Linked DNA regions of Homo sapiens: region 2 is linked to region 1. The links are chromatin loops, found by intact Hi-C in ENCODE. Cell type or tissue: heart right ventricle. All regions are shown on one strand. Each heading gives the region's core, and the rest is flanking DNA. Links, peaks and the distances in the headings are about the cores only. Region 1 overlaps C1QTNF7-AS1 (C1QTNF7 antisense RNA 1). Region 2 overlaps C1QTNF7-AS1 (C1QTNF7 antisense RNA 1).

Region 1 (10,456 bases), core at 1,539-9,538:
AAATTAGCCGGGCATGATGGTGCATGCCTGTAGTCTCAGCTACTTGGGAGGCTGAGGCAAGAGAATGACTTGAACGTGGGAGGCGGAAGTTGCAGTGTGCTGAGATTGCGCCATTGCACTCCAGCCTGGGTGACAGAGTGAGACTGTTTCCAAAAAAAAAAAAAAAAAAGTTTATAAGAAAAACTATGTCCAATCTGCTAACAGCAGTAGAAGAAAGAGAAGTGACTAATATTTTAATATTCCATTTTTAAATCCAGCTCTTTGTCACACAAAATTTTTAAATTACAGCACAAAGTTGCATGACATTGAAAACACATGTGTTACTCAACTGCATGCATGATGTTAGCGTTTTAGAGAGCTGTTGAGGTGCTATGGGCTTGGAATATCTATTCCTGTCCTGCTGACAGCTCAATGCCTGAGGGAGACTCTCATCTCAGCCTCGCAATCAGCCTTTCCAACACCACTTGCCTTTAACCCTATTGGATCTGAATCATTGAACCTCCACAAAGTTTCTCTGAATTACTAAGATACCATCTCTAATGTGGCACTCCCCAGTAATTTTCACCTAGATTTCATAGGAAGCTATGGTCTTATGAATGAGAGAAGAATGCCACCTTTATTAATACTAATGACTTTGTATAGTGTTTGATGCTTTCCAAAACAGTTTACATCATAGCTACCATGAAGACAGTAAGAATACTAATACTTACACATGATTATCTGAGGCGCAGTATGTTAAATGGCTTTCTCAGTGCACACAGCTCATAGATAGGGTGGCTGAGACTCAAATTCAGGCCTTGTGACTCCAAAGCTTATGTTATTCCTGATACTCCAGTGATTTTCTAGTTGGGTTCCAGGATGCTCCTGATTTGCGCTGAGATGACTCCGCCTCTGTGGAGATAGTTGCTGTAGTCAGAAGTATTTGCCTGTACATTCTCAATGGCCACTGTAACAAAATCAGCTGTTTTTATTAATTTTTAATTTATTAATCTATACATTTTACAAGATTATACACTTCCTTTGAATGAAATGTGTAACACTTCATTTTAGGAAATGATTTTATCTGCTTTCTGGAGTTTAAAACTCAGGAACTCACAGCACTGAAAACATGGAAGGAGAATTAATACGAACTAAAAAATAAATAAATCATAGAATCACAAGCTTTTTCATCTGGGAGAGCTTTCTTGGTCTTTTAGTTCAACCTCTTGATTTTGCTGATATGAAAACTGAAAGCAGTAGAGGGGAGTTTCCCAAACTGCGCTGTGAAAAGAAAAATTGTAATTCAAATAACTCAAGGAAGGGACATTTGCTTTTTAAGGTGGCGGTCTAGCATAGAGGATAGGCCACAGTCTTGGAAGCTAAAAGAGCTTGGGTTCAATTCCACCTTTGTGACCCATATCTCTGTAGCCCTGGGCAAGTTACTCAACTTCGCTGACCTTCAGATTCTTCATATATTAAAATGGGAATGGAAATATTAGTTGTTCTGGCTTAAGGGGGCCATTAAATCATGCACTTGTCATCCCAAATATGTCTGGAACCCCTTGAAAGATAGCTAAAAGCATCACACAGATGGAGATCAAAACTTCAGCTTTATTATTCTTAAGGCTGAATTGAAGAAACATGGTGTGAAACTTTAACCACCTGGGCCCCTAAAATAGTCTCACTGAATTCAATTTCTTTGCTAGTCCCAGGTAAAGCCTAAGAACAACTTGCCTCCCAGGAAGTGGCAAAGGGTTTCCTTGTAAACTTACCCAATTGAGGATCAGGGAGATCTGTGTCCACTTATAAGAGCTATTGCAAGAAGCTATTGCTGAGGGCAAGAAGCTACTACTAAATTCTTCCTCTCAACACCAGCCATTAGTGAAATCTGTCTTCCCTCTTTGGGAAAGAGGACAAGACACTATTCCCCTTTATGGATCTTTATATGAGGTGCTATATGTGAAGTCCTTGGTTGATACCCACTGCAATGTATGTTCTAGATATGAAGATAATACACAGTGTTGGCAGAAGCAAGGCTGTGAACTCAGACTTTTAGTCCATTACTCTTTCCTTTATGACGAAACAAATGGATATATTACACAGGGTTGGTCAGTTTTCAGTAGAGCTACATTTCCAGCCACACTACATTTTCTGTAGCATAAAACCTGGCAGCAACTCAAGGTCCAAGGTAGCTAACATGTACACAGTGCTTCCTTAACTAGTCTGCCAAATATGACCTGGAAATTCAGCAGTAGTGTGTGTGTGTGTGCACACATGTATGTGTATGTGGGTGTGTGTGTGTGTGTGAGAGAGAGAGAGAGAGAGAAAATCTATTGAGAAACAGTATAGCCCAGTAAAATAAGCATAAGAATATGTAGGAGCAATTTTTTAAGCCTCTGTTGTATACAGGGCACTGTGCTGAGAATATTACATACAGTATCTTTAGTCTTCATAATAACACTGCACTATGAGTCTTATCCTTATTTTGCCAATGAAGAAACATTCAGAAATGAGATTTTAAAATTAGATCTCACTTGTTTCAAGGGCTTGCCCCTTTTACCATTGCATGTAATATCTGTAATATCTGCTGCTGTAATATCTCATCTTTTTCTTCTTTGAAGGGGACTGTGTGGAGACAGAATGACTATTCTTTAGGTTTAATAGAAAAACAGCAGCAAACTTAATAGAATGCTCAGGAGGGCAGAGATAGACCCCGGCTGCCAAAAACAACTTTCAGAAAGAGGGGATTCTGGATGGAATAACAGGCAACCCAGAGTTCCCACCGTAGGATGACTTCTGTCGTTTAGATAAAGAGAATCTAGTGCCCTAGACCACAAAGCATCTCCCTACTTAATGACTTAGTGAGGAAAAATAGGGCCAATTAGGAAATTACCTAGAACCAAGTTTTCAAAGGAAAAGACACCAAAACTGCCACTACTGTCAGATTGGCATGGCTCTGCCCAGCAGCAACCAGAGCCCATCTCTGTCTCCATGCTCTCTGATATGGTTTGGCTGTATCTACACCCAAATCTCATTTTGAATTGTAATCTCCATAATCCCCACGTGTCTAGGGAGAGACCTGGTGGGAGGGGATTGGATCACGGGGGCGATATCCTCCATGTTATTCTCATGATAGTGAGTGAGTTCTCAGGAGACCTGATGATTTTATAAGGTGCTCTTTCCACTTTGCTCCTTCCTCTCTTTCTTGCCGCCATGTGAGAAGGTTCAGGCTTTCTTCCCCTTCACCTTCTGCCATGATTGTAAGTTTCCTAAGGCTTCCCCAGCCATGAGGAACTGTGAGTCCATTAAACTTCTTTTGTTAATAGATTTCCCAGTCTCTGGGTAAGCCATCCACTAAGCCATCAGAGCCATGCCAATCTGTCAGGAGTGGCAGTTTTAGTGTCTTTTCTTTTGAAGACTTAGTTCTAGGTAATTTCCTAATTGGCCTTATTTTTCCTCACTAAGTCATTAAATAGGGAGATGCTTTGTGGTCTAGGGCACTAGATTCCCTTTATCTAAATGACAGAAGTCATCCTACAGTGGGAACTCTGTATTTCTTTACAGCAGTGTGAAAATGGACTAATACTCTATCACTGTTTGGCTTTGATGTGGGATTCTTTCTATTGTCAGTGCATTTTCATCTAAGTTTTGTAGTGACTTGCTTTCAAACTAAGCCATCTTAAATAGGGTGCAGACCTTTTCTCCCTTCCAAGCCCCTTTTCCATTCATCCTGGTATAGGCTAGAATTAGACTGTCAGAGCCGTCAGACAGGGAGAGCGTGTCATGGCAGACACAGAGAAAGGGTTTAAGTCTGTGTCCAAATTGAGTCACCAAACATCAAGCAACCTTCTCCTCCTGGCAAGACACATTTCAAACTTCTTTCTTTTAAAAGCAGACTTTTAATAAGCCCTATTAAGAAAGTAACATCTCAGCAGGGCGCTGTGGCTCACACCTGTAATCCCATCACTTTGGGAGGTCAAGGCGGGTGGATCGCAAGGTCAGGAGATCGAGGCCATCCCGGCCAACATGGTGAAACCCTGTCTCTACTAAAAATACAAAAAAAAAAAAAAAAAAAAAAAAAAAAGTAGCTGGGTGTGGTGGCGTGTGCCTGTAATGCCAGCTACTCGAGTGGCTGAGGCAGGAGAATAGCTTGAACCCGGGAGGCATTTGCAGTTTCAGTGAGCCGAGATTGCGCCACTGCACTCCAGCCTGGCGACATAGTAAGACTCCATCTCAAAAAAAAAAAAAAAAAAAAAAAAAAGTAACATCTCCATGCCATGTTGACAAATAGAAGAAGCACTGATACAGCCCAGTTCCTGGGTACCCATAGGTATGAGTGGTCAGTAGGTGTATATACTTTTAAATATATTTCCTAAGAGCCATTAAATGTAAAACCCAAATGACGGCTGCAGCCTCTTCACTCATGAGTGATGCCAAACCACATTCCACAGTCTCTCAGCACCCCTGAAGGGAACAGTGTAAACTCTAGACATCTGGCCAGATGGCTTTCTGTCTTCCATTCCAACTGCCAGTTATTTCCTTTTTTGTCCCAAGACGGCTATGCCCCTGACACACAAGGAAAACAGTTTTATCTAGAACTAGGAGGAGGGATTCCTTTGCCTATTGCTAATTAGGGGCCTATTGGGAACAAATTCAAGTTTTGGGGGGAGGAAAGAGGTTTGAGAAGAAACCACTTTTCCAGCTGTTGTGTGAGGCAGGCCAGGCCATGATATCATCGACAGCATTCTGCTTTTCTGTCTTGTTCTTCCTCTGCACTCCCTCCTCCTGTTCATCATCCCTTTCTTCAGATAATGAGTTACAGGGATAAACAATAACCTTTCAGATATTATATAAAACAAAAAAGTTCTTACTTTATTTTCTTTTAGAGATATGATAGTTCTACTGTTATTTTTTGTTTCTTATGGTCCTCTTCTTCCTCTTATCTTCCAACTTCTTCTTATTGAATATGGCTTATTGAATATGGTTTATTAAATGTCGACTCACCCAAGCTCCAAATCCAAATACAATCCCATTTTCTTGCCTCCATGATAGAAACTGTCAGAGTGAAATAATTGATTTCTCAGCCTTCCTAGTAGCTAGAAAAATAATTTGACACAATTCTGGTCAATGATAAATGAGTTGAAATTTGCTGAATCTACCCTGTCCCCTTCCCTTTTTTTCTACCTTGAATGAAGTTCTGATGTATAGGCCTGAAACCACCATCTTGTCACCATGAGGTGACAGCCATAAGGATAAGACCAAGAAAATCTCAGAAAGTCTAGTTCTAATATCATATCAGATTTAACATTTTTGTTTCTTTTGATGTATAGGCCTGAAACCACCATCTTGTCACCATGAGGTGACAGCCATAAGGATAAGACCAAGAAAATCTCAGAAAGTCTAGTTCTAATATCATATCAGATTTAACATTTTTGTTTCTTTTTTATTTACCTAGCAGTTCATTTATGCACCAAGATTCTTGTCCCCAAGGTTGTAACTTAGCAGATGGAGACAGACATTAAGCAACAGACATGATAAACAACATAATTATACAGAAAAAAATAGATGCAGTAAAAAAAAAAAAAGGTAAAACAAGGTAAAGGGCATGGGAGTGTAAAGGTAGGGGTTAGTTGCAATTGTAAAAAGCATGATCAGGATAGAATATAAGCTATACATGATAGGTACACAGGAGACAGACAGTGGGTGCTCAATAAATACTTGTTGGGTGAATGATGAATAAGTGAATCAACAGCTCAGTCAACTTATAGACTTCTTGTTAGAGAAGAAAAATAGCCTACCTGTGTAATTTACTGTTGGTTAGATTTTCCAAAATTGTAGCAAAAGTACTGCTAACTGATGCACTGAGTTGCATCCTTTTGTAAGTTTTTCAGCAAGTGTCTCGATCTGAGAGTATCTCAATGCCACTCCTACTCCTGAATAAAAGCTAGATTGGTGGAGTTTTTCTTACTCTTCAGCACTTTGGAAAAGGTTGGATCTTTTCTATTATCTGTCGTTTCTGAGGAGATGCCAGTTTCTCCATATGATGCTTGAAGGTCATTCAACTTTCCTGTCTCGTGATTCCAGGATTTTCCTTTTATCCTCAACTATGTAATTTCAATATTACATGATTAGTTGCAAGTTATTTACATTCATCCTACTTAGGAGTATGCTTTTCTGTTTAAATATGAAGATTCTTTTTTTTGAATTTTGGGAAATATCCCAATATTTCTCTCACTGTTGCTCTCCTTAATGTCTCACTTCTCAACATCCGTTACTCCCGTTAGATATCTGTTCATCCTGTCCTTCTCGCCTTTGTATCTCTTAACTTCACATTTCTATTTTCCATCTCCTTATATCTTTTTGTGCTACTGGATATAACTTTCCCATATTTATTCCACAGTTTTGAAATTTTCTTTTTAATTGTCTAGTCTATCGTCTAATGGGTTTTTAATTCACATACCATAATTCTTCAGTTCTAGATTTGTTTGGTTCATTGTCAAATCTACTTGCTTTTTTTAATTAAAAAAAGTAATGTTTTTATCTTATTCTCTTCTTTATCCATTTGGATATTTCCAACATGCTTTACTTATACTAATGTTCTTTTCAGATTACCCTATGACCATGAGTAGTTTCGATATAAATTATCCTATTTACTGAATTTAATGGCTCTTTCTTTTAACAGTTGCTATCTTTGCGTGCTTTGTAAATTTTTTAAACATGAATTCATTATTAATGGGCGTTGTCTTCCATAGGAGTCTTGCTTGTACCCTGGAGTGGAGGAATCTTTAATGGGATGTTTTGATTTGTTCCTCTTCATGGGCATACAAGAAGACACAAATACATAAATCAATTTTTATAACTAAATCTAAATGAAACACCACTCTGGTGTAAATGTATATTAGCACACTCGGAAGAATACAGTGTGTTCTTTTAAGAGTAACTGAAGCAATTGTTAGTAACAACTGCCTTGAGGAATCTGGACCAGAGCGCTGATGAGGAACTGTGCTCTATAGACTAGACATTCTGCCATCAGTGCATCTTGAGAGTGGAGTTTTTGTTATTACTGTTTATGGACAAACATTTTTTAAGAATGTTTGCAAAGCTGTCAAAGAATCTTGTGGATTTGGTAGAAGAACTACAACAAATGTGGGAACTGAGGCTTATGAAAATGTAATCATTAATCATGTCAGCATTTGGATCACTCTAATATAGAAAACTTTCAGAAACTGGGAAACCAGGGGACTCTAATGAGATTTCCAAGGTTGGCTTTTAAAAACTATTTTGTAACCCAATGAATGTGACATATTGACTAATACCCTTATTGCTATTAACAGCCTATATCTGATTAATCAAAAAATTAAAAAAATACATTAACATCAATATTCCTGCTCTTAATACTAATTCTATGACATATAAATAAATAATTTATGTATTTACATAGCACTTGTTTTCAAATGTGCTACACTAAGATTTACATGTCAGCTACATTACATGCTTCATTCATTACTTTAATACTAGCTGTATTTCCTTTGCCAAATTACTCATCTAAGCTGTAACTGGGTTCTCTCATTTGTAAAGCAAGGATATTAATTGTAGCTCTCATTAGGGCAGTTGGAAGATTAAATGAGATAATGTTTATGGAGGCCTAGCACAGCAACCAGACCCCAGAGAGAATAGCTTTTATTATTGTCATTTTCAACATTCCAAGCTGGCTTAATTGTCCAAGGTTTTGCTTCCATATAAATTTCACATCAAACACACAGTCCAAACTTTCAGCAAGCGCCAAGAAAGGAATTTATTTTCTGCAAGAGCCACACCAAAACAAAAAACAAAAAACACATCTTGTTCACTAGGTTATCTCTTGTATCTTTATAAACAGAGATCTAAGGTTTTAATTCTGTTATGGCATGGTGCATGTTCCTAAGTACAGAGAAAACTTCATAAAAAGAGAACCAAAGGGGGAGTTGAAGTTTCCTTGCTCCAGGCCTATACCTGAGAGCACATATCCTCTAAGCATTTAAAAACCTTCTGAAGAATGTGGAAATAGGCAGAGGGGAGATTATTTTTAAGCTTGCTGGTATCTGGGAATGGAGAGTAGCTGTTGCTAATGGCCAATGGGGAGAAATGATGAAAAGATAGAAATGCTAGAACCTTATATTGCCTGCAGTTAGACACTGCATGGATATAGTGGGGGATTTTGAAGAAGGCTCTAGAACACACAGTCTCTACAGAGGAGTGCAGTACAAAGGGCTCTAAGTTTGGACTCAGATGTCCTGGATCTGAAGCTCAGTATCCACTCTGGGTAATCTCTTGTCATGACCAGTTAATAGAAACTCTGAGAATATCAAGTTGTGATCAGCAAAATGGAAACATAGTAACTGTCTAAAAGAGCCATTCTGGGAACAGATTCACTGGGTTAACTTCATTCATTCACTAATTTGTTTATGTATTAACATTACTAACTGCCAATGTATGTAAGGCACTGTGCTAAGTTCTAGGAAAATAGAAAGGAGTCATCTGACTCCATTGCAAATTGGACTTTAAAATTCTAAAAGTGTTATGCTCTTTTAAAAAAATAGTTTCTATTTGTAATTGTAGGATATGAAATATTAAATGGACAATTATTCTGGTTAATGTGATGTTGGTAGATCTGGAGTCCAACCCAACTGGCTTCCTCTTGATTCCAAAGGATGTTCCTGAGTCACTTCCCAGGGATCCTCTGAGTGACATGGAATTGCTCTGAAACCACTGCATCCCAATGCAAGCCACCTTGCTGTATCACTCTATCAAATAGCCCATGTTCTGTACTCCTAAGCAGGATTGTCTTTCACAGAGGTTAAAGAAAGAGAGGGCAAATCCTAGTGGCCTTGGAGTAATGCACATTTTTTTCAGGAGGTTGATGAGAGTATCAGTGAGCAGCTACCCCAGAAAAATCTATTTTGTAGCCTGGCATAGAAAACTGGCCTTGATTTTTAATCTTAGCACAGCACCTGGCATAGAGATGCTCCATACATGATTTGCTGAATAAATGAATAGACTCCCCCATGACAACCTTTCCATCTGGCATGAAGTGGCCTACCATGGTGGCCATGAGCATTGCCTCCAGACCCCCCACCACAGACAGCAGAGTCAGCTGCTGGGCTTTGAAATCCACTGTGGTGTTTGTACCAAGGCTGTGTCTCCCATGGGTAGCTCCTGGCAAGGAAGAGCCTGGTGCAGACACTAAGTAGACTAAGGGATCCCTCTGGGTGAGCAGCTTTTTCTCAAGGACTCCGCGATGGCTTTGCTGAACCCTCTTTTGACTGCATGACAGGCAGTCTGTGATGTTTCCCCTACCCCCAACCTCCTCTCCCTCTCTCCTTCGCTTGAGTCAGATTCTTATCATGTTCTGATGACCTCCTAACCTTCCCAGCTCCCATCATTTTCTCTCTTACACAGGCATTTCTCCAATACAGTCCTTACATGTTTAACCCTGTCTTGTTACCTGTCCCTGGGAGGACCTGGACTGTCACATTTGCCAATCACTTTGTAGGATTAAATTATCTGGCCGTTGATTATGGATTTTAAGAACCAGCCCAGGCAGATAAGCATCTGTGAGGGTGGCCTGGAGTGGGAGGGCCTTGGGGATGAGTCAGCAAGGGAGGGGGTTTCACCCAGGACAGTTGGAGGGGAGTCAGAGTTGAACCTGGAAGAGTAGAAGAAGCACCACATCTCTAAAGAGAAAGAAGCACAAGAACTGATGAATGACCCGGTCAGGCTAGTAGCAAGGAGGGGGAAGCAGACTGCAATCAGATGGGATAAATGAAGTGGGGAGGGCAGTTCAACATGAAGCAGTTCAACATGTGCATAGAAAGGCTTACTTTTTAAGGTTTATGATCAGGGGGCTTTAAAACCTATTTGGCACATAGATTTGGGTACATGGTGGTGGTTGAGGTAAGGGAAACCAAAGGAGCTGGTGGGAGTTTTAAACAAAGAACCAGACTAGGGATCGGCAGCACATGACTCCCTGCCAACCTTGACCTTATCCCTTGACCAGACACATTGACTGAAATGTGGCAAGGACCCAATAGGCTTTTGGACAGGATGATTACCTGGGGATTCTGGCAGATGAGATTCTAGGGATTCTGGCAGATGAGAGGCAACATGCCAAAACAAAAACTCATGACTGGCCACATGTGCTGATATAGTTTGGATGTTTGTCCCTTCCAAATCTCATGTTGAAATTTGATCCCCAGTGTTGGAGGTGCGCCCTTTGCGGGAGGTGTTTGAGTCATGGGGCAGACACTCATGAATAGCTTAGTGACTTTCTCACAGTAATGAGGGAGTTCTTACTCTATTAGTTCACTGATTGTTAAAAACAAGCCTGGCACCCCCTCCCTTCTCTCTTGCTTCCTCTCTTGCCATGTGACACACCTGCTCCCCTTGCCTTCTGCTATAAGTAAAAGCTTCCTGAGGCTGTCACTGGAAACCAAGCAAG
Region 2 (10,456 bases), core at 1,235-9,234, 140 kb before region 1:
TACTCAACCCTGGGAGTCCAGGAGTCTTCTCTACTGGGATTGCTGAGCTACTAGGGTGTAGACCTGGAGTTGCTGGTGATACTGTCTCTCGTTACAACATACATACAACAGTCATACCACCTCAGAGACAAGCAGAACTGAGAGATGTGGAGACAGAGTTCAGACCGTATGCTTAGAGCACCTGGATTCAACACAACATGAAGTCAGAAGATCTACCCCCAGACTTTAATTATGTGCATTCAAAAGCACCCTTCCCCATTTTCTTGCTTTGAGGCATTTTGAGTTGGGTGTTCCATTGCTTTCAATTGAAAGAGTGCTAACCGATGGAGTCCCCAGATAGACTGTCTCTTTGGGAGAGTGGGAGGTGGCAGGAACTATGGCTAATTATTTTTTTTTCTGTTTTCATGAGCAAGCTGGCACTGATTAGGTGCCCATCGTCAATTCATTAACCATGAATTCAGTGGAAGATTAGAACGTTATTGGGAGTTTTGATCTATTACTTTAAAAGTTCTTGCACATTGGACTAATAATTCCTTTCCTGAGTGTTCAGGGAAGTCTGGAATAAATTTTCTTTGGGGTTCTTCCCAGCTTGCTTTATTTTCCACTGAGACCAGCTGTAATTCACATGGATTTGCACTGGAGAAAGTTGTATTTTATTTTTAGTATTGTTTGTTCAGATTCTTTACTAAGATTTCTTACCACCTAATCTTGAAGATCTGATCTTTCTGAAATGCAAGGTGGACCATCTCGCTTTTCTTCCTTAATGTTTCATGGGCTCCTCCTCTGCTCACAAAAGGAACTCCCAGCCATAGATCTGTAGGTTTTAGGAAATACACTGATTTCATGGTCAGTTTTTTGCATTAACTTGGCTAGGCTTCAGTCCCTAGTTATTCATCAAACACTCTGGGTTTTGCTGTAAAGACATTTTGTAGATGTGGTTAAATTCAATAATCTGTTGATGGTAAGTAAAGTTTTCCTAGATAATTTAGGTGCCTCAATTCAATCAGTCGAAAGGATTGAAGAGCAGAGCTGTGGCTTTCCTGTGGACCGAAGCATCAGCTCCTTCCTTAGTGTTCCAGCCTACCCTTCCTGGAGGACTCCCCTACAGATTTTAGACTTGTAGCCAGCCCCTACATCTGCATAATCCGAATCCCTGCAATATGCCTCTTAATATATATTTCCTACTCATCTGTTTCTCTGGTTGAATAGTCTTGTATACAGCGGACAAATTCCTCCCTTCCCTGAAATTATAGGCATAATGGTTGTGTAGGATTATGTGGGAGTAGAAGAGAGTCCATAATCTTCATAATATCAAAGGACCTCTCTCACATCACAGACTAATAACCCTGATTTGTGGGATTAATGAAGAAGTCTTTAACACGATGCACAGTTCTCCATAACCTGCCCTGCTGACGGTGTGAGCCTCATTTCCTGCCCCCTGACCTACTCACATTTTATAATCCAGTGTTACCAATGCACCTGTGCCTCTCAAGACAGTTTATGAAAATCTCTAGGGGATCAAGGAAGGCACCCTAGAGATTTCTGGGTGCTCCACACAAGACTTCTCATTTTGGGCTGGGTGAGGTGGCTCACACCTGTAATCCGAGCACTTTGGGAGGCCGAGGTAGGTGGATCACGTGAGGTCAGGAGTTTGAGACCAGCCTGACCAACATGGTGAAACCCTGTCTCTACTAAAAATACAAAATTAGCCGGGTGTGGTGGTGTGCACCTGTAATCCCAGCTACTTGGGAAGCTGAGGCAGGAGAATCGCTTGAACCTGGGAGACGGAGGTTGAAGTGAGACGTGATGGCACCGTTGTACTCCAGCTTGGGCAACAAGAGCAAAATTCCATCTAAAAAAATAAAAAGACTCCTCATTTTCCTACCTCCAATCATCATGCACAGGAGTGAAGAGAAGCCACAGACCTGTCATGGTTTGTGTAGACCCCAACTCACTCCTGCCTCCCACTTACAGCCTCACCAGCATGCCCTGCCTTTAGGCCACTGGGGGCTCTCATCACACCCTTCTCCCCAGTTCATGCTCTTCAAAACTCCCCTGGTCACTGTTCATCCTGTGGACTTTCATCTCCTATGGCTACTTCCTGGCTTATCTCCAACCCCTTCCTGATTTCAGAAGGCCATCCCTACTGCCCCTTAAAACTCAAGGCCGCTCATCAGCAAAGTCCCCTGTATCCTCACCATCCCTCTGAATGTCCTTTACCTTCTTGTCCTGACTGAAGCTTTGCTCTCCCCTGAGGACACCTCCTCTCCTGCACCCCACCAGGTGGAGGCTGTTTTCAACCCTTCATTCCTCATTTCACTGAGCCTGGAGGTGATATGGGTGACCTCCCTGCTCCTCCTTGCTCTTTCCAGACCATCCATCCTCCAGAGGTGAATCTCATGTCCTCTGTCTACACCACTCACTAGTCCTCCTGGATGATGCCATCTACTAATTATACCACCTTCCTCATTTCTTGGAGATTTCAGCTCCTGATCCCCTGTCACTTTCTCCAACATTACTGTCATAACTCTCAGTGATTTCAGTGTCTACTTGGAAGACTCATCACATATCCTGGTCTCACAGTTCCTGAACCTTTTTTCTTCCAACGGTCTTGTCTTCCTCTCCACCACAGCCTCTTACCTACATGATCATATCATTGACCTTGTCATTACCAATAACTACAGCACCTTCACAAATTCAAATTCAAGCTCCCCACTGTCCTGCCACCATTTCTATCCTTTCTGTTCATGTGTATCCCAAATCCCATGACTCCTTGACTTCACTTGCACACTGTACCTTTAATTTGTACCTTATTCATGTTCACCTCTGTCCTTACTCTGCTTAGAGTCTAATTGCTCTCTGAACACATACTTGACTCCTTGGCCCCTCTTTATGTTGTAACTTATTTGGCTAATCCACCATTCTGGCTGGATGGACGGGAGGAAAACACACAAGCATGTCGACTGCTCTCCATCTCAACATATGATGGTTCACCTCAAAATAGTCCTTAATTAATGTTGCATATCAATGATACTACATTCTCATATTTCTTTACATCCAACTCTCCTTTATAACCATTTCATATCTTCTTCTCTATCTTTAAACCTCTGGCACCTCTTCTCTCCTGGTTACTTTCAATGAATGGCTTTATTTCCCATTTTATTGAGAAAAGAGAAGTAATCAGAAGATATACAATCTCCCACCACTGCATAGATATGCCTTTTACATTGCATAATGCTGGTGTGTTTGGCCTTTCCTCTTCAGTAAGAATGAATGGTTAGTGCCTCCGTCCAAGGTCAACCTTGCACCTGTGCCCTGGATACCATCTTCTCTCCTCTTCTCCCTTACTTCATGACATCACTAGAGCAGTTCTCCTCTCTGTCCTGCATACATTTCCTTCTCTTTGAAGGATAATGTATATATCTGTATATCTATATATATGTAATATATACAGATATAGTAATCTAGTCGTGTATGTAAAATTAGATATGTAAATTAAATATATGCAGTGATATATATTACTGTTTATAGCATAGATATTACTGTATATACTACCACTTCTCTTTTCAGACACTACCTTATTTCACTGTTCCCTTTCATCTCAAAGTCCTTGAATAAAGGATTTCTATTCACTCTCTACAATTGCATTCCTCTCATTCTTTCTGAAAGCCACCCCATCAGGCTTCTGTCCCACTAGTCACTGGAATCCCCCTTGCTTCTCCCTCTTTCTTCTCTTGTCCTTCAGAAACCACTGTCTCTTGGTTTTCCTCTTGCCCCTCAGACTCCTCATTGCCCTTTTTTCCAGATCCTCTTTCTCTTCTGAATCTGGCAAATATTGGAAGCCTAGGTTCAATCTTGGAATACCTTTACTTCTCCACCTGCACTCTCCCTTGGTGATCTTGTCTAGCCACATGGCTTGTAATGTCTATTTCTAGCCCAGACCTCCCTCCTGAATGCCACACTCACATTCAGCTACCTGCTAGACACCTCCACATGCATGTCTGATTGGCTTCATGAACCCAGCTCATCCAGCACCTTCTCTTGCTCTCTCTCAACCTGTCCCCCACACACTTCCTCGTCTCAATAATTGGTAGCAAATTCTTTCGGATGCTCAGGCCAAATAACTTGGAGTCCCCTTTGATTCTCCTTTTCCTGCAAATTGTACATTAACAAATCCTTTGGTTTCCCATAAACATCACCTCAAGTGTCTCAGCATTTCTCCCCATACCTACTGCTGCCACCTTCCTTCCTTTCAACGCTGTCTTCTGCCTGAATGATTGAAACAGTCGCTATCTGGTTTTCCTGCTCCTGCCCTTGTAGAAGCCACTCAGCAGACAGAGCCCTCCTGGTAGGACTCTCTAATGGCTTCCCTTCTTACTCTGAATAAAAGCTAAAGGCTTAGAGTGAGCCAGGAGGCCTTCCGTGGCCTGCCTCTCCCAACCAGTCTACATCATATTCTACTTCTTCAACTCTGGCCACCCTATCTCTGTGCCACTCCTCAAGCCTGCTGTGCATGCTCCTGCCATGGGACATTTTCACACACTGTTCTTCCTGCCTAGAAAGCCTTTCCCTCAGATGTGTGTGGCTATGACTCCACCTATACCCATCTATAGCATCGTCTTGCTCTTCCACCTCTTCCAGATTTATACTCAAATTTCACTTTGCCCATGAAGCCTCTTTTGACCACTCTCTTTAAAATTGCAGACCAAACCATTCCACACCCCCTTTTCTTTGTTTTCTCCATGACTTGTATGGTCATCTAAGGTACACGTGTTTTATGTATTTCTTTTTTTATCATCTGTCTTCCCCATAAAATATAAGCTCCACGAGGGCAGGTATTTTTGTCTGCACTTTTCGTTGCTGAGTGCTGAGCAACCAGAACAGTGTCTGGTGCCTATTAGGGACCTGCATTTGTTGGATGAAAAAATGAAATAAAAGCCATAAATGTTGACAAATAATATTTGGTTGGGACCCATGACCTCTTGTATCTAAGACTTCAATGAGCTAGTTTCTGTACTAGCCTCCTCCATGGTCCCCTCAAAAGCTCCATGCATGAGAGACAAGGCCAGGGAAAGGAACAGTGTGTGCCATCTGGAGCTTTGGCCACAAACTCCTGAGTAGGAGCCCAGAACCCTGTGGAGCCGGGCTGGGATGCGGACATCCTCCCTGCTCTCTGAGGGACAGCACTCTGCCAGGAGAGGCAGGTCCAAGGAAAAGGAAGGAGAATAGACAGCTTTTGGTTTTGGCTTCCAGGTCTGGTTTTTGAGCATAACAGTCTGGTATTTGAGTTTTTCTGGCTGGCGAAACAAAATGCTACAAATAGAACTGTCCTTAGTGAAATTAATTTCATTTTATTATCGTGTTATGATGTGATTTGTCTGTCTTCAAACAGAGTAATCTAATGTAATATATAAGCCGTAATGAAGGTGGTTGTTAAACTTTCGGTGTGTGTCTATTTTATTTTTACCTGTGAATTCTTCACCAAGCGAGCCCGCTCTTGTTGAAATTGCCCAGCCAGGGTACTGAGAACTGGAGTGGGGATAGTATAATCCACCTTGCCTTGCCTGCTGACAGTGCATTTTCCAAATAGCAATCGGAGTGGACTTTCAGATCGGAGTGGACTTTCAGATCTGTCAGTCACTCTTCTGTTGAAAACCCTGCAGTAGCTTCCCACCTCTCCCAGGATAGATCTCAAAGTGTTTTCAAGACCTTAGATGATCCCCCTCCCACTGCCTTCTGACCTCAAGTCTCTGCCTCATGGGATCCTTTCCAGCCACCCTGGCATCTTTGTTGTTCCTGAAACAAACCAAGCACAGTCCATCCTGCCTTCTGTCCTCCTTGTCACTCCTCAGCTGAGAATGCTGTTCTCCCAGAGGCTGATGTGGCTTATATCTCTGCTCCAACATTGGCTTCCCATGGCTCCCAGCCTTATCTGACCCACCTGTCTACACTTTTCTGTCTCTATGTCACTTCCTTTTCTGTGGTCCTTCTGACATGTACGTCTTTGTGTTTTCTTTGTCTGTCACCCCTCAAGTGGACTCTAAGGGGCTAAAGGGAGGGACTTTGTCTGTTTTGATCACAGCTCTGTCCCAAGCACCCACAATAGTGCCAGGTACTTGGTGAGCGCTTAGTTCTGCCTCTCTGTTACTGTGCTGGTCTTGCGGGTAACTAGAATTCCTAAAAAACAAGTCAAAGAGACCAGTACTTATTTACAAGAGCTTGGGAAGACAGACAGAAAAAGAGAGAAAGAGAAGGAGAGAACCAGTGTTCAAGAAATCGCAAGCTCCTAACCCTTGTTCTCACAAGAGAATGCCCTTCTTGGGAGCCCTGAAACACTGGCTGATCCTGGGTCTGTCCAATCCTGCTCTTGCTTCTCCCTGCTATGGTGCTGGTGAGGGCTGATAGGGCAAGGTGGAAGAGAATCCTGCAACCCCACTCCCCGGAGGCCACTACTTGCTCTGGTCTGCCTGCCAGCTGCCTCCCCAAACCAACCCTTATGATTTCAAATAATTAAAGGAAGACAGTCAAAATCGGAAACATTTGGAGATAAGAGCCTGATCTGGCCCAGTAAAGTTTATGCTTACAAAAAGTTTCACAGGCCAAGTATAAAAATGGTCTATGGTTTAGATTAACTCCCTTTCATTTGTCATGTCTTGAACCATTTCTATAACACTGAACAGAAAAGCTCCGGAATTCAGTTTTCTTCCTGCACACACCTCTTTGCTGGTGAGGCTCCAGAACATTCTCTAGACTCAGGGGTCATAGAAAGAGAATATGTGTGGTCAGAGGTCTTCTCAAATAGTATATACCTGGGCCAAGTTATTTTCAAAGCTGAGATGAGCTTAGAGAAGTCATTATAGTTTAGGGTTTAAAATAAAAAAAAAAGCTGTATTTGTGTTTCACTTGAAAGGCAAAATATATGCATGGTGTCATGGGCTGTTTTTAGATGAGATCCTTTGTAAATAAACAATTGCTATCATTTCAATCTGTCAAGGAGGACAGAAGTGAATATATACTTCCTTTCTAGTGCTTACTCTATGACAAGCACTGGCCTGGGAGCTCTCAGCACTCATTTAATCAGCTCACTGTCTTTATCTTAAGCAATGATCCCAGGTTCAACCTCCTAGAGAAAAACATTATCATAGTCATCTCAATTTCCCTACTATCCCCAATTTATTCAAATTCCTACCCATCTTCACTTGCTTCTCACCTGCCTCAGTGGACACAGCTGTGAGTCAGGATCCATGCTTGTTCAAGACCAAGTCCTCCACCTGGGTGGTTGTTTTGATCCATCTCTTTCCTCTCCAAGATTACCTGGTCTAACTACCTTCTCTCATTCTCTGATAGCCTCCATTTCTACCACTGGCTGGTTGCTTTTAACCTACACAAATGTTCAATTTTTGTCCATTCTGAAATAACCTTGACTTGGCTCCCATAGCCACCTCTAACACCATGCATCTCTGTCCTTCCAAGGAAGGTGGACCTGGCAGGTTAAAGGCATGTTTCAAGACTAGCAAGGGGTGAAGAAAGCAAATCAGCCCTTTCCAAAGATACTACAGACGTTGCTACCTGAAAGCATTCAACTGTGCCTAGTATTCTGTGGTTGGGAGTAGGTGGGAATGACTATTTCTGAACAATAACAATTTGAAGGTACAAAGCCTTAGGTAAATTTCCTAAATTTCATTGGTTTCTACAGTGTTCTGGCTAAGGCCAGCTAGGAGTTGGAGATTGGCCATTGCAAGTGAAAGGTGTGTGGGATGAGTATGCACAAGTACCGGACAATGGAGGATATAAATTGTTTTTGTTTTCTGCCTAGTGACTGGTTTTGAGCCTTTATGGAGAGAGTTGTATCAGATACTGAAAGGAATGCTTCCAGGAAAATTTTTCAGGAGGGCATTTCTAGGAAAGGCTTAAGTCTGTTGGTATTAGCGTAACCATTTTGGGGGCCATGTGAATCAACATAGGGAAGTGGCTTTCTCTCTACCTCCCTCTGCCCTGAACCTAGCAACACTCTGGCTGCATGAAAATTATCATTTGGGGGGATTGGGGGAAGATAAGAGATTGCATTTGTCACACAAATATTACCATTGCCAAGAAGGACAACATTAGGGTCCATGGTTTGCATAGTGTCTGCTGCCTTGGAGTTCCTGAGTACATGTGGGTACAGCACAGAGACATCAAGAAAGGCTTAGGTGAAGTTGCTCAGTGAGAGGAGAGGGCATGACGTTGGATTGTTGACATTTGAGTGTCCTTATCAGCATGCTTAGGCTCCTAAGTCTGGAGAAATAAAATGTTTTCTGTAAGAGGGCAGGGATTTTTGTCTGTTTTGATCACCTCCGATTTGGTAAGCACTAATAAGTATTTGTTCAATGAACATGTAATGACTTTGGCGGCACTTGGGCCAGGAAATGTGGTGAGCCTGCCGAGAGCTGGATACTTAGTCCGAACAGCTGGAATCAAGTAGGATCCAGGAAGAATCAACTAAGGTTAGATTAACAGTATGGAAGGGAAACAGTGAAGCAAGAGCAGTGGCTTTTTTTAAGAAAGTCTGGCTGTAAAAATAAGGAGACAAATCAGATGGGAGTTTGAGAAGGGTATGGGATTCATCATGTGTAACAATATGATGCAAACTGTACTACAATAGATAGGAAATACCAAAATAGGCCTGAGTATATCATGCATTGTTTTGAATGGGGCTTCTAATGCATTATCTCAACAATCTACATATTGACCAGGTGAGATGGGTGGGACAGGTATGTTAATTCTTTTTTCCAGGTAAGGAAAGAGAGAGAATAAGGTTAAATGGTAGTTTGCTGAAGGTTGCAGCATTCATTCGTGAACAAGAACCCACGGCTTTGAATTGTGTTCTAGAATTTTTTTTTTTTTGCTTTATCATCTTGCAGAAATGAGTTTTTGGCTAATGAATAGATTTTGGCTATGCAAATCTGTAGGCTCTTTTTTTTGTTTGTGATTTTCCTCTTTTTAATTTTGCAATGGTGACTATGAGGTGACAAGCTTTAAATCTTTGACTGGAAAGGTCACAGTGACATGGGGAGATAATTAAAATGGAAAGAAAACCACATTTGAAACCTGGCTTCACGGGTTAAGATGAGGATAATGTATTGAAACAGCTGAGAGCCTCTGTGAAGGCTTTATTTCACATCACAGCGACACAGAACAAATTGCACAAATTCTGGGAATTATATCCCTTGGAAACAAACACTGAAGTCACTTTTTAAAATGTCACCAAATGGCTCTGTTGACTCTATTTTGTAACAAGTTACAAACAGATGGCACTTTGAAACATACGATGCAGCTTGGAAAATGAAATTGCTTAGACATTTTTGTCTGGTTTGCTAAGATAATGTGATGAAGCCCCAAATGAAAGAATCTTGGCATGCACTGATAGAGAAAGGCTACACACCATTCAGTAGATTTGTTTTAATTTCTCACAATTAAAGAGTTGGTTCTTCAACTGTCAATCCTGTCTGAGTTGGGTTCCATGAAGTTGCGTTCCATTATGCACTTGCTGAATAAAAGGTGCAAAGCAAGGGAGAAGAGAATTACCATTTCCTGAATGTCTAGTTCATGCTAGCCTCTTTATACGGCATATAAACAATTTATATATCTTATTTATTTATAAAGAAATTCTATGGGTAGCTACTATTGCTCTTATTTTAAATATGAAGAACCTGTAGTCCAGAGACGTCCCATACCTAATTAAGTGCACAGCTGGAATTCAGACTTTGATATGTGCACCCAAACTCATGTTTTTCCCATTTTATCTACTTCAGGAAGAATTTTGTTCCTATCTTCCCCTTTTCACTTTTTAAGAAAATATTTCCATGTTCACAATTTTTTTTTTTTTTTGAGATGGAGTCTCACACTGTTGCCCAGGCTTGAGTGCAGTGGCGCCATCTCTGCTCTGCTCACAGCAAGCTCTGCCTCCCAGGTTCACGACATTCTCCTGCCTCAGCCTCCCGAGTAGCTGGGACTACAGGCACCCACCACCATGCCTGGCTAATTTTTTGTATTTTTGGTAGAGACAGGGTTTCACTGTGTTAGCCAGGATTGTCTTGATCTTCTGACCTCGTGATCCACCTCCCTCAGCCTCCCAAAGTGCTGGCATTACAGGTGTGAGCCACCGTGCCTGGCCAATAATTTTTAAATATTAAAAGAGATACAGCTAGTAAATGTTTATGTAATATAGTCCAATTTATATATTAAATTCTATATTTATTGTTTTCAGAAATAGGAATTTATGGCATATTTTGACAAGTATGGTTTGTTGAGTCACTCAAGACCCAACCCAATTCACTTCTCCCTCTACCTTTTTTTCTTTTTCTTTCTTTTTCTTGAGACAGAGTCTCACTCTGTTGCCCAGGCTGGAGTGTAGTGGTGTGATCTTGGCTCATTGCAACCTCCACCCACCAGGTTCAAGCGATTCTCCTGCCTC

Evidence for each region. Hi-C counts contacts between places; a loop is a spot of excess contacts. Peaks named below come from ENCODE experiments on the same cell type or tissue, not always from the same donor. Only the 100,000 strongest peaks of a DNase experiment are listed, where the experiment ranks them.
Region 2: it touches region 1 in a loop (2.6-fold over the local background); 7 of 110 quality-filtered maps call a loop at or near these places.

Annotation. Positions count from the first base shown.
Region 1 is chr4:15,244,350-15,254,805 of GRCh38, reverse strand. The region is part of intron 2 of C1QTNF7-AS1 (C1QTNF7 antisense RNA 1); the gene reads left to right. Among named protein-coding and RNA genes, the nearest start is that of C1QTNF7-AS1, 180 kb to the left of the region's middle. RefSeq lists an enhancer at 1,202-1,391. In heart right ventricle, for the core only: no CTCF peak of the experiment used is centred there; a DNase peak (open chromatin) is centred at 4,682; H3K27ac peaks cover 2,117 bases.
Region 2 is chr4:15,380,836-15,391,291 of GRCh38, reverse strand. The region is part of intron 1 of C1QTNF7-AS1 (C1QTNF7 antisense RNA 1); the gene reads left to right. It also overlaps a transcript of C1QTNF7 not described here. Among named protein-coding and RNA genes, the nearest start is that of C1QTNF7-AS1, 42 kb to the left of the region's middle. In heart right ventricle, for the core only: no CTCF peak of the experiment used is centred there; DNase peaks (open chromatin) are centred at 5,141 and 8,407; H3K27ac peaks cover 3,592 bases.